Regions from separate parts of the Homo sapiens genome. Here region 1 is linked to region 2. Evidence: read pairs that join two places in POLR2A ChIA-PET (ENCODE). Cell type or tissue: PC-3. All regions are shown on one strand. Each heading gives the region's core, and the rest is flanking DNA. Links, peaks and the distances in the headings are about the cores only.

Region 1 (4,384 bases), core at 122-4,121, 120 kb before region 2:
ACTAGGTCCTTAGAGCCTTTAGCTCCAGGAAGAGACACAAGTGGGCTTAGAGGCCAGTGCAAGGGTCAGGGAGATGGAGGAGGGAAAGAATGACCAGGGACAGGAGACAAGGGGATGGAGGGCAAAGAAGATGAAAAGGAAGCAGAGAGAAGGAGGTGAGGACAGGGTCTGGGGGAACAGCAGAGAAAGCTGTCAGGGAGCAGGGACAGGCTCCAGGCCTGAGTCCAGCTGGGACCAGGGAAGCCAATTCCTAGGGCTTCACCCTCAACATGAACTCTAAGGGGCCAGAGACCAGGGCAACAGCCACTCAGGTTTCTGTTTCTATCCTCCAAATAATGAAGAGTAGCCTGGGATGAAGACACAGAACCAGGGAGCCCCCATCTCCACCCCCACAGACACCCACATGCTCACACAGGACTAGGTTGCTGACCCACAGCAGAGACGTGTGCACAGACATGAGCATGTCAACACACGGACGACACACGGGCCTGGGTCCGGGGACACAGAGACACAGACACAGGGGAAGACATGCAGACACACGCCCACCCAGGAGACAGATGTACAGACCCAGGGAGAGATGCAGACAGACTCGCATGTATCTGCCCCTGAGGGAGAGGGAGATGGGAGTCACCAGCACATGCTCCAGTGGGTGCACACGCCCCCACCCACAAGGAGACACCCTCGAGGTGCTGCGGGAGCTGTGGAGAGACAGACAGATGGCCGGCCCCATGGACAGACAGTTCCCAGCAAATCTGTGCTAATGCTTGGCCCTTGAAGGGCCCAACCTGTCCATGCCGTGCCTCAGAGAACCCTGGGCTGCCACCCAGCGCTGTTCCCCAGAACCTCATGAGTGGGCTCCATGAGCATACATGTGGCGGCCAGGCTCTCCTGACACACGTGCATGCTCCAACAGGCCTGTGCCCCACCTGTGGGTGGGGGGGCGACATCTCCCTTCTGGAGTGCAGGCGGGGGCCACGGGACAACCCCCTCCTCTACAAGCCACAGGCTGTGCGCACTGGCAGGGACAGGGGAGGGGGCCTGGGCTAGCTCAGGAGGAGGGAGGGGTTGGGGGGCCAGGGTGCGGCTGGGGCGGGCACGGGAGCCGGTACCTGTCAAACAAGAGCCAAGGAGCAAACTAGCTTCTTAGTCACCTTTCTCTTCTCCCCGTTTTGGCGCAGCCCCTCCGGGCAAGGGGAAGCTGATATCATAATTATTGGCTCACCTGGCAGCTGCCTCCCCTCACCTGATGTCAGCACAGACACAGGACGGCCGAGCTGACGGACTGACAGACGGACAGAGCTCCTGGCCCCCCAGACCCGGGCCCCCACGCCGACCTGCTTCACTGAGCAGGTAAGAGGAGCCCCGGCCCAAGTCAGCCGTGGAGGCCAGCAGGGCCGGGCTGGGGCACGGGGAGGGCGTTCGCCTTTTTAACGGGGCTCAGGAGTGACGGGGAGCACCCAGGTTCTCACTGCAGCTCAAGGGAGACTCAGAATTCGGGTGAGTGCCTGGAGGCCAAGGGGCACCCCTTCCCCCACCTCCCCCTCCAGTTCCTTTTCTAGGTTGTCCAACTTTAATCCCTCTTGCTGTGGTGTGGGTCTCATTCTGGTGTGTGCTGGATTTTGTGTGTGTCTCTGTGTGTTGGAGATGCGCTCACCCACCCTGTGCTGGGAGGAAATGAGGACTCAAAAGTGTTAGATCTGGAAAACTAGAGCTGAAAGGCAGGGGGCCAAGTTCTCCATGTAGTGGTTTTCCAGGTGAAGAAGGGAGAGCCCAGCTCTGGGAGCTGGGGAGCACCAAGGGTGTGTGCAGATCAAGGAATTGCTCAACATCTCCACGCAGCCTGGGCTGGGGTCTAGATGCCTGGGCCCATGCAGAGGCCTGGGTTGCAGAAAGGAGATGGTGCACCTTGTGGCGAAGCAGACAGGTGGCAAACAGGTGCTGTGGCCATGAGTTGATGCTGGGCTTAGGGCAGAGTCGCCTCCTATCCCCAGCTCCATTTCTCTCCCGCAAGACCCCTAAGGCAGAGTCCTGGTGAGCAGAGCTGGGCCAGGCAGGGAGCCCTGAGGCCTTTGGGGCCTAGAGTTGGGGGCGTGGGAAGTGAAGGCCCTTAGGGAAGTGGCCGAAGCAGCAGGAAGCCCCTGCCAGCTCCCCCGACTCCTCCCCACCCACTACCCGCTCAGATAAGGTTCTGGCATTCCCCGTGGAGTCCCCCAGGCCCTCCCTAAATATCCAAAGAAGCCCGTTGGATGAAGAGTAGACTCTAGCAAGTGGGCGTGTTTGCCTCTTCTCTCGGCACCTACAGGCATGGGGGATATGTCTGGATGTGCTTTGTGGCAATGCACAACTGGTCAGTGGGAAGGGACCCGGGCGGAGGGGCTCATCTTGGGAAGTCATCCTATCCATCCCCTGCCCCTATGCCAGTCATTGCCCACATCGGGCAGGGCTGCCCCTCCTAGTTTTCCTAATCCCTGAAGGAGAAAATCTGGTCAGTTTCCTCACAATCATGAAGTCCTTCCTGGAGCCTCTCTGAAGTCTTTACTGCTGCAGGGTCCAGCTCTGCTTGCCCGGTAGCCTTCTTCCTCCCGCACTGAGGAACACTAGTTCCTCGGATCCGAGGGCGGCGTTGCACTGCAGTCCTGTCCCCACCGGGCTTGGCTCAGAACCTTTTACCATCTTGCTCATTCCCTGACCACAAGACACAGGCAGTACAAGGGCACCCCGAGTGGATGGGGGAAGGGGCAGGGCCTCCTATCCTGGTCCCTTTCTCTTGTGGCTCTGTGAGGGGTCCAGGGTGAGCCAGGCAGGGACAGAGCCAGGCTGAGTCCTGGAGAGGGGCAGACGGGGTGAGGGCTGCCCCAGGTTGGGGATCCTCAAAGGCGAAGGAGCCACAGGGAGAGGCGCATGTCCTCCCGGCTCCCCGCCCAGCCCCGCCCCGCCCGCGCTGCCTGTGCGAGCTCAGCTCCCGGCTCCAGGGCCTGCCGAGGCACGCTGCACCCCCAGGCCCGGCGCCTCACTCACTCCCAGAGCCAGAAACCTGTTCTCCCGGGAATGCCAGGGAGTTCTCAGAGGACTTTATTTCCCAGGGGCTCAGGGAGCCCCAGAATCTTCTGGACCAGTGGGTCCTGGGAAACTAGAGAAAAATTAGGGGGCTTAGGACCCCTCCCTGCTCCCCAGCTTTGTCTCATCCACGCACTGACGCCACATTGCCTCCAACCAACAGCCGTCTTCACCGTGAGAAGGCTTCATCGCGAGAAGGCTTAGGAAAGTTAAAGACAAGGGGGAAAGCCCACTGGTGACATGCACCTTCTGTCATGTGCCATCCGTTGCCTCAGGGAAAGCCTTCCTTTCCCCCCATCCCCCAGACAGTCCCATCTGGCCTCTAAGAAAGCAACATATCGCCTCTTTCCTTGGACTCTTCACCTTCTCTAGCTAGGAAGTCCTTCCTGATGTCTAACCTCTCCCTTTCTGGCTTGAGTTGACACCTGGTCTTCATGGACCAGCAGAACCCCCATTGCCTGCACAGGGCCCAGGCACATAGGCAGAGACTGTTCTAAGTCACAATGAAATGCCCTGGTTGCTTGGGCGCTGGCAGGGACAGAAAGGCCCCACTCTCGCTGCGCCTCTTATTCTCTCTGACTCCACATTCTGACGAAGTTGCGGTCCACTTCTGCCTGCCTCCCCATCTGCCCATAACAAAAGGATGGAGGGGACCGAGGTCCTGCAGGTATGCCCTCCCCTCTGTCCTTCCAAATCACAGCCTGCCATCCCTGCTGTGGCTGGCAGAGGGGAGTTCAGGAAACCAGGATTGGCTTCTGCAGCAGGAGTGACTGACAGAGTTCAGAGAAAGTTCTCAGCATTTTAGGTTGAGTTTGACTGGACTATGTGACCACAGGAGGTGGTTTCCTGAGTGGAGAGGCAACCATTGATCTGGGGTGGGTGGGGTTGGGCTGGCAACATGCCCAGGAGCTGGGGAAGGATGAGAGGACCTCCAGGAGCTGGGGAAAGACAAGATGACCTCTGGGAGAGGGCCTCCCAGAAGCACGAACCACATGGTTCCAGAATACATTGGGTCTTTCCAGCTTATTCATCTCCATCCCCTGCCCCTCCCTCCCTCTCTGTGCCCAACTCCAACCTCATCCCTGACCCTTCCACCCGTCTCTGTCTCTTTCCCCATCATAACCTATCTCCATTCCCACCTTCAATCCCGCCCAGCCCCCTTCCTACTCATCCCCGTCCCCAAACTTGCCTCCATCACCACCACCCCATCCTGCTCCTTCCTCCTTACCTCATCTCCTCACTCCCACCTCCAACCACACTCCTATCCCCATCTCCACCTCCTGCTCCATTCCTCAGGATGGATCTCCTCCTATGTCACAGGTTCCCT
Region 2 (4,384 bases), core at 240-4,239:
GAGTTTGGGACCAGCCTGGCCAACCTGGTGAAACCCCATCTCTACTAAAAATACAAAAAATTAGCTGGGCATGGTGGCTGGCACTGGTAATCCCAGCTACTCAGGAAGCTGAGGCAGGAGAATCGCTTGAACCTGGCAGGTGGAGGTTGCAGTGAGCCGAGATCACACCACTGCACTCTAGCCCAGGCGACAGAGAGAGACGCAGTCTCAAAAAAAAAAAAAAATTCACTGGGCGTGGTGGGGAGACAGACCCTGGAGAAGAAAAACTAAGTGGTCTTGGCTTTTATATTATATTACATTCAAACTATACCTACTGTATTTTATTCTTTATCAAAAAACGTTTTCAGAGTTCCTCTAAAATTTTTTTTTTAAGAAATGGAGTCTATTTTGTCCAGACTGGTCTTGAACTCCTGGCTTCAAGCAATCTTCCTGCCTTAGTCTCCCAAGTAGCTGGGACTACGGGCACAAGCCACTGTGCTGGCCCATTTTATTTTTTAAATATATTTATTTATTTTTATTTATTTATTTGAGACAGAATCTGGTTCTGTCTCCCAGGCTGAAGTGCAGTGGTGTGATTTTTTTTTGAGACAGAGTCTCACTCCATCACCCACGCTGGAGTGCAGTGGCATGATCTTGGCTAACTGCAACCTCTGCCTCCCAGGTTCAAGCGATTCTCATGCTTCAGTCTCCAAGTACCTGGGGATTACAGGTATGTGCTACCACACCTGGCTAATTTATTTATTTTTTATTTATTTATTTATTTATTTTTTGGAAACAGAGTCTCACTCTTGTCGTCCAGGCTGAAGGCAATGGTGCGATCTCAGCTGGCTGCAACCTCCACTTCCCGGGTTCAAGCGATTCTCCTGCCTCAGCCTCCCGAGTAGCTCGGATTACAGGCACCTGCCACCACGCCCAGCAAATTTTTGTATTTTTTAGTAAAGATGGGGTTTCACCATATTGGCCAGGCTGGTCTCAAACTCCTGACCTCAAATGATCCGCCCACCTTGGCATCCCAAAGTGCTGGGATTACAGTCGTGAGCCACTATACCTGGCCTAATTTTTGTATTTTTAGTAGAGACAGGGTTTCACCATGTTGGCCAGTCTGGTCTCAAACTCCTGACCTCGACTGATCCATCTGCCTCAGCCTCCCAAAGTGTAGGGATTACAGGTGTGAGCCACTGCACCCAGCCTTAATGGTGCAATCCTGGCTCACTACAACCTCTGCCTCTTGGGCTCAAGCCATCCTCCTACCTCAGCCTCCTAAATAGCTAGGACTACAGGTGCATGCCACCATGCCTGGCTAATTTTTTTGTATTTTTTGTAGAAACACGGTTTCACCATGTTGCCCAGGCTGGTCTGGAACTCTTGAGCTCAAGGGATCCACCCACCCTGGCCTCCCAGAGTGCTGGGATTACAGGCATGAGCCATCACACTTTGCCTATTTATTTCTGAGATGGGGTCTCACTCTGTCACCCAGGCTGGAGAGCAGTGATGCGGTCATGGCTCACTGCAGCCTCGATTTCCCAGACTCCAGCCATCTTCCCACCTCAGCCTCCCGAGTAGCTGGGACCACAGGCACATGCCACCACACCCAGATAATTTTTTGTATTTTTGGTAGAGACAGGGTTTCCTCATGTTGCCCAGACTGGTCTCAAACTCCTGAGCTCAAGCAATCCACCTGCTTCAGCCTCCCAAAGTGTTGGGATTACAGGCATGAGCCACCTGAGCCCAGCCCCCACTGTTTTTTTTTTTTTTTTTTTTTTTTTGTATTTTGGAGACAGCATCTTGCTCTGTCACCCAGCTTGGAGCGCACTGGTGTGACCTCGGCTCTCTGCAACCTCCACCTCCCGGGTTCAAGAGATTCTCCTGCCTCAACCTCCCAAGTAGCTGGAACTACGGTCATGTACCACCATTCCCAGCTAATTCTTTTGTATTTTTAGTAGAGATGGGGGTTTCACCATGTTGGTCAGGCTAGTCTTGAACTCCTGACTTCAAATGATCCATCCGCCTTGGCCTCCCAAAGTGCTGGGATTACAGGCATGAGCCACCGCACCCAGCCCTCCCCCACTGTATTTTAAATGACTTGAGAATTTCAACTTAAAATCCTTCCCTAATTGGGGGAAAGGCAGTACCAATTTTTTTTTCAGTGTTAGGAAAAAATTTTACTCTATTTCCTAAAGAGTAACATACTATTTTTAGGAGAGAAAGAAAAAGTATTTTCAAAAAGAAGGATGCTGATACAGCTAAACCAAATGAGTTTGTCATAAAGTAATGACATACATGCTTGGAATATATGAGAAACCTTACCAGGGACTTAATCTGCAACCTACTCCTATGGACTTTACTGTGTTCCCCCCAAATTCATATGTTGAAGTCCTAACCCCCAATGTAACAGTATGTGGAGATGGGCCTTTGGGAGGTAATGACATAAGGTCACGAGGGTGGGGCACTCATGACAGAATTAGTGCTTTTACAATAAGAGAAACCAGAGCACTCGTGCACACTTGTGCTCTCTCTCCCTCTCTGCCATGTGAGGACAGACACAAGGCAGCCATCTGCAAGCCAGGAAGACAGCCCTCACCAGAACCCAACCATGCGGGCACCGTGATCTTGGACTTCCCAGTAGCCAAAACTCATAAATAAATTTTTGTTGTATAAACCTCCCAGTCTCTGGTATTTTGTTATGGCAGCCCAAGTAGGCTGAGATACCTACTAATATAAATAAGGTAATAAAGAAAGTGTGTCAGGGAGTACCTCCTCAGCTGTGCGATTGCTATGCCGTTGGTAGGTGAGGGAGGACAAGCTCAGCAGGTGGGTCTTTGTTACCAAGGGATCAAGACAGTGATCAGCATTCTCTTCAGTGGGTGAGGCCATCAGGTGAACGGTCACCTGACTTAGGTCACTCACCATCTGGGTAACACTCCAATCAGAGATAAGGCGCCGCATCACTGTGCCTGCTGAGAAAAAGAGGCACACAGAGACCATGCTGACCAGTTCAGAGGATAGTGTAAGACAGAGATGGAGGAGGGGAATGGAACTGAGAAGGGAAAAACAAGGAACAGGATAGGAGAAATGAAAGGAGTCTTTCATTTTACCTTGAGGTATAAGCCGCTGAGTCCCCCGAGTGAAGACATGGCCCTGACTGCACTCAATCTGGATGCCCCGTTGCTGGGCAAATGAGGCCCAATAATGTACCTGGCAACAAGAGAGCATAACATTAACAAAGGATGGCATGAGAGGGATGATTAAGGGACTCAATATGAGAAACAAGAAAACTAGAAGCAGAATAAAGTGAAGATGTCAGCAGGGACATCAGTGCCTTACCTGCAGCTGGGGAAAGAGGGCTGTATAGGAAAGTTGCTTGTAGTGCTGACCAAGTTTCTTCTTGCTGGGTTTCAGGTTATTGAAGAGCTTTCCCCTGCAGATAGGCCTTGTGACACTTGTCCAAGTTGCCCAGAAGTTTTGCATCCAGCGCAGGGTACTACTATATAGCAGAATTCGGGGCTGGGATATTGCTGCAAAGAGAAAGACAGACATTTCCTAGTTATGGATGAAACACAGAGGTAAAGCTAAATCCTTCCCTTGCTGCAGGTTGTAGAGGTTTAAAAATCCAAAATCCAAACAGCACCTAGCCTCACATTCAGCATCCCCAACTCCCTCTTCTTTCAAGGATCTAAGCTCTCTGCTTTCCCCTACTGCTATGGTCTAAATGTTTGCATCTCCCCAAAATTCATGCTGAAATACCCCTAAGGTAATGATGTTAAGAGGTGGGCCTCTGGGAGGTCACTAGATCATGACGGTGGAGCCTTCATGAATAGGATTAGTGCCCTTTTAAAAGTGGTCCAAGGGAGCTCACTGACTCCTTCCACCATATTAGGACACAGCAAAAAGGCACCATCTATGAGGAATGGGCCCTCACTGACACTGAATCTATCAGCTCTTTTTGATCTTCGACTTTCAAGCCTCCAGAACTGTGAGAGATAAACGCTTGTTGTTTATAAGCTACCAAACTTGTGGTATTACTGTTATAGCAGCCAAAAAGGACTAAGACACCAACCCTTTCCCCTGCCAAAAAACAAAAAAAAAGGTCCTAACCTAGATTCTCCCTTGCCCTTCTCCCCTCCCCTCCCCTCCCCAGAGGGTCAAGCTAAAGTCCCCAGCATCCATGCCCGTCCTCCCAAGCCCTTCCTCCCCACTGCCCCAGGCCCAAGCCTCACTTCCACTGTGCCGAGTCAGATCCATCTTGATGGAGAGATTGAGGTTCTCCGAGCGAAAGGCCCGGTAGGAGTCATGAAGCTGGCCCAAGGGCACCTCAGGCAGGAACTCTGGGGCCCGCAGAGTGACACTATGGTGATCATGGGGGTTCCCATGGCACAGCCACTGC

What was found. Peaks named below come from ENCODE experiments on the same cell type or tissue, not always from the same donor. Only the 100,000 strongest peaks of a DNase experiment are listed, where the experiment ranks them.
Region 1: POLR2A ChIA-PET joins it to region 2 with 33 read pairs; 4 of 35 experiments call an interaction of 5 or more read pairs at or near these places.

What each region holds. Positions count from the first base shown.
Region 1 is chr17:28,505,094-28,509,477 of GRCh38, forward strand. FOXN1 (forkhead box N1) reads left to right here and starts at 1,255. Exons shown (of 9, transcript NM_001369369.1): 1 at 1,255-1,350. RefSeq lists an enhancer at 2,506-3,458. In PC-3, for the core only: no CTCF peak of the experiment used is centred there; no DNase peak of the experiment used is centred there; H3K27me3 peaks cover 59 bases.
Region 2 is chr17:28,628,725-28,633,108 of GRCh38, forward strand. It overlaps BLTP2 (bridge-like lipid transfer protein family member 2), which reads right to left. Exons shown (of 39, transcript NM_014680.5): 20 at 4,218-4,384; 21 at 3,325-3,515; 22 at 3,096-3,195; 23 at 2,755-2,957. Among named protein-coding and RNA genes, the nearest start is that of BLTP2, 14 kb to the right of the region's middle. In PC-3, for the core only: no CTCF peak of the experiment used is centred there; no DNase peak of the experiment used is centred there.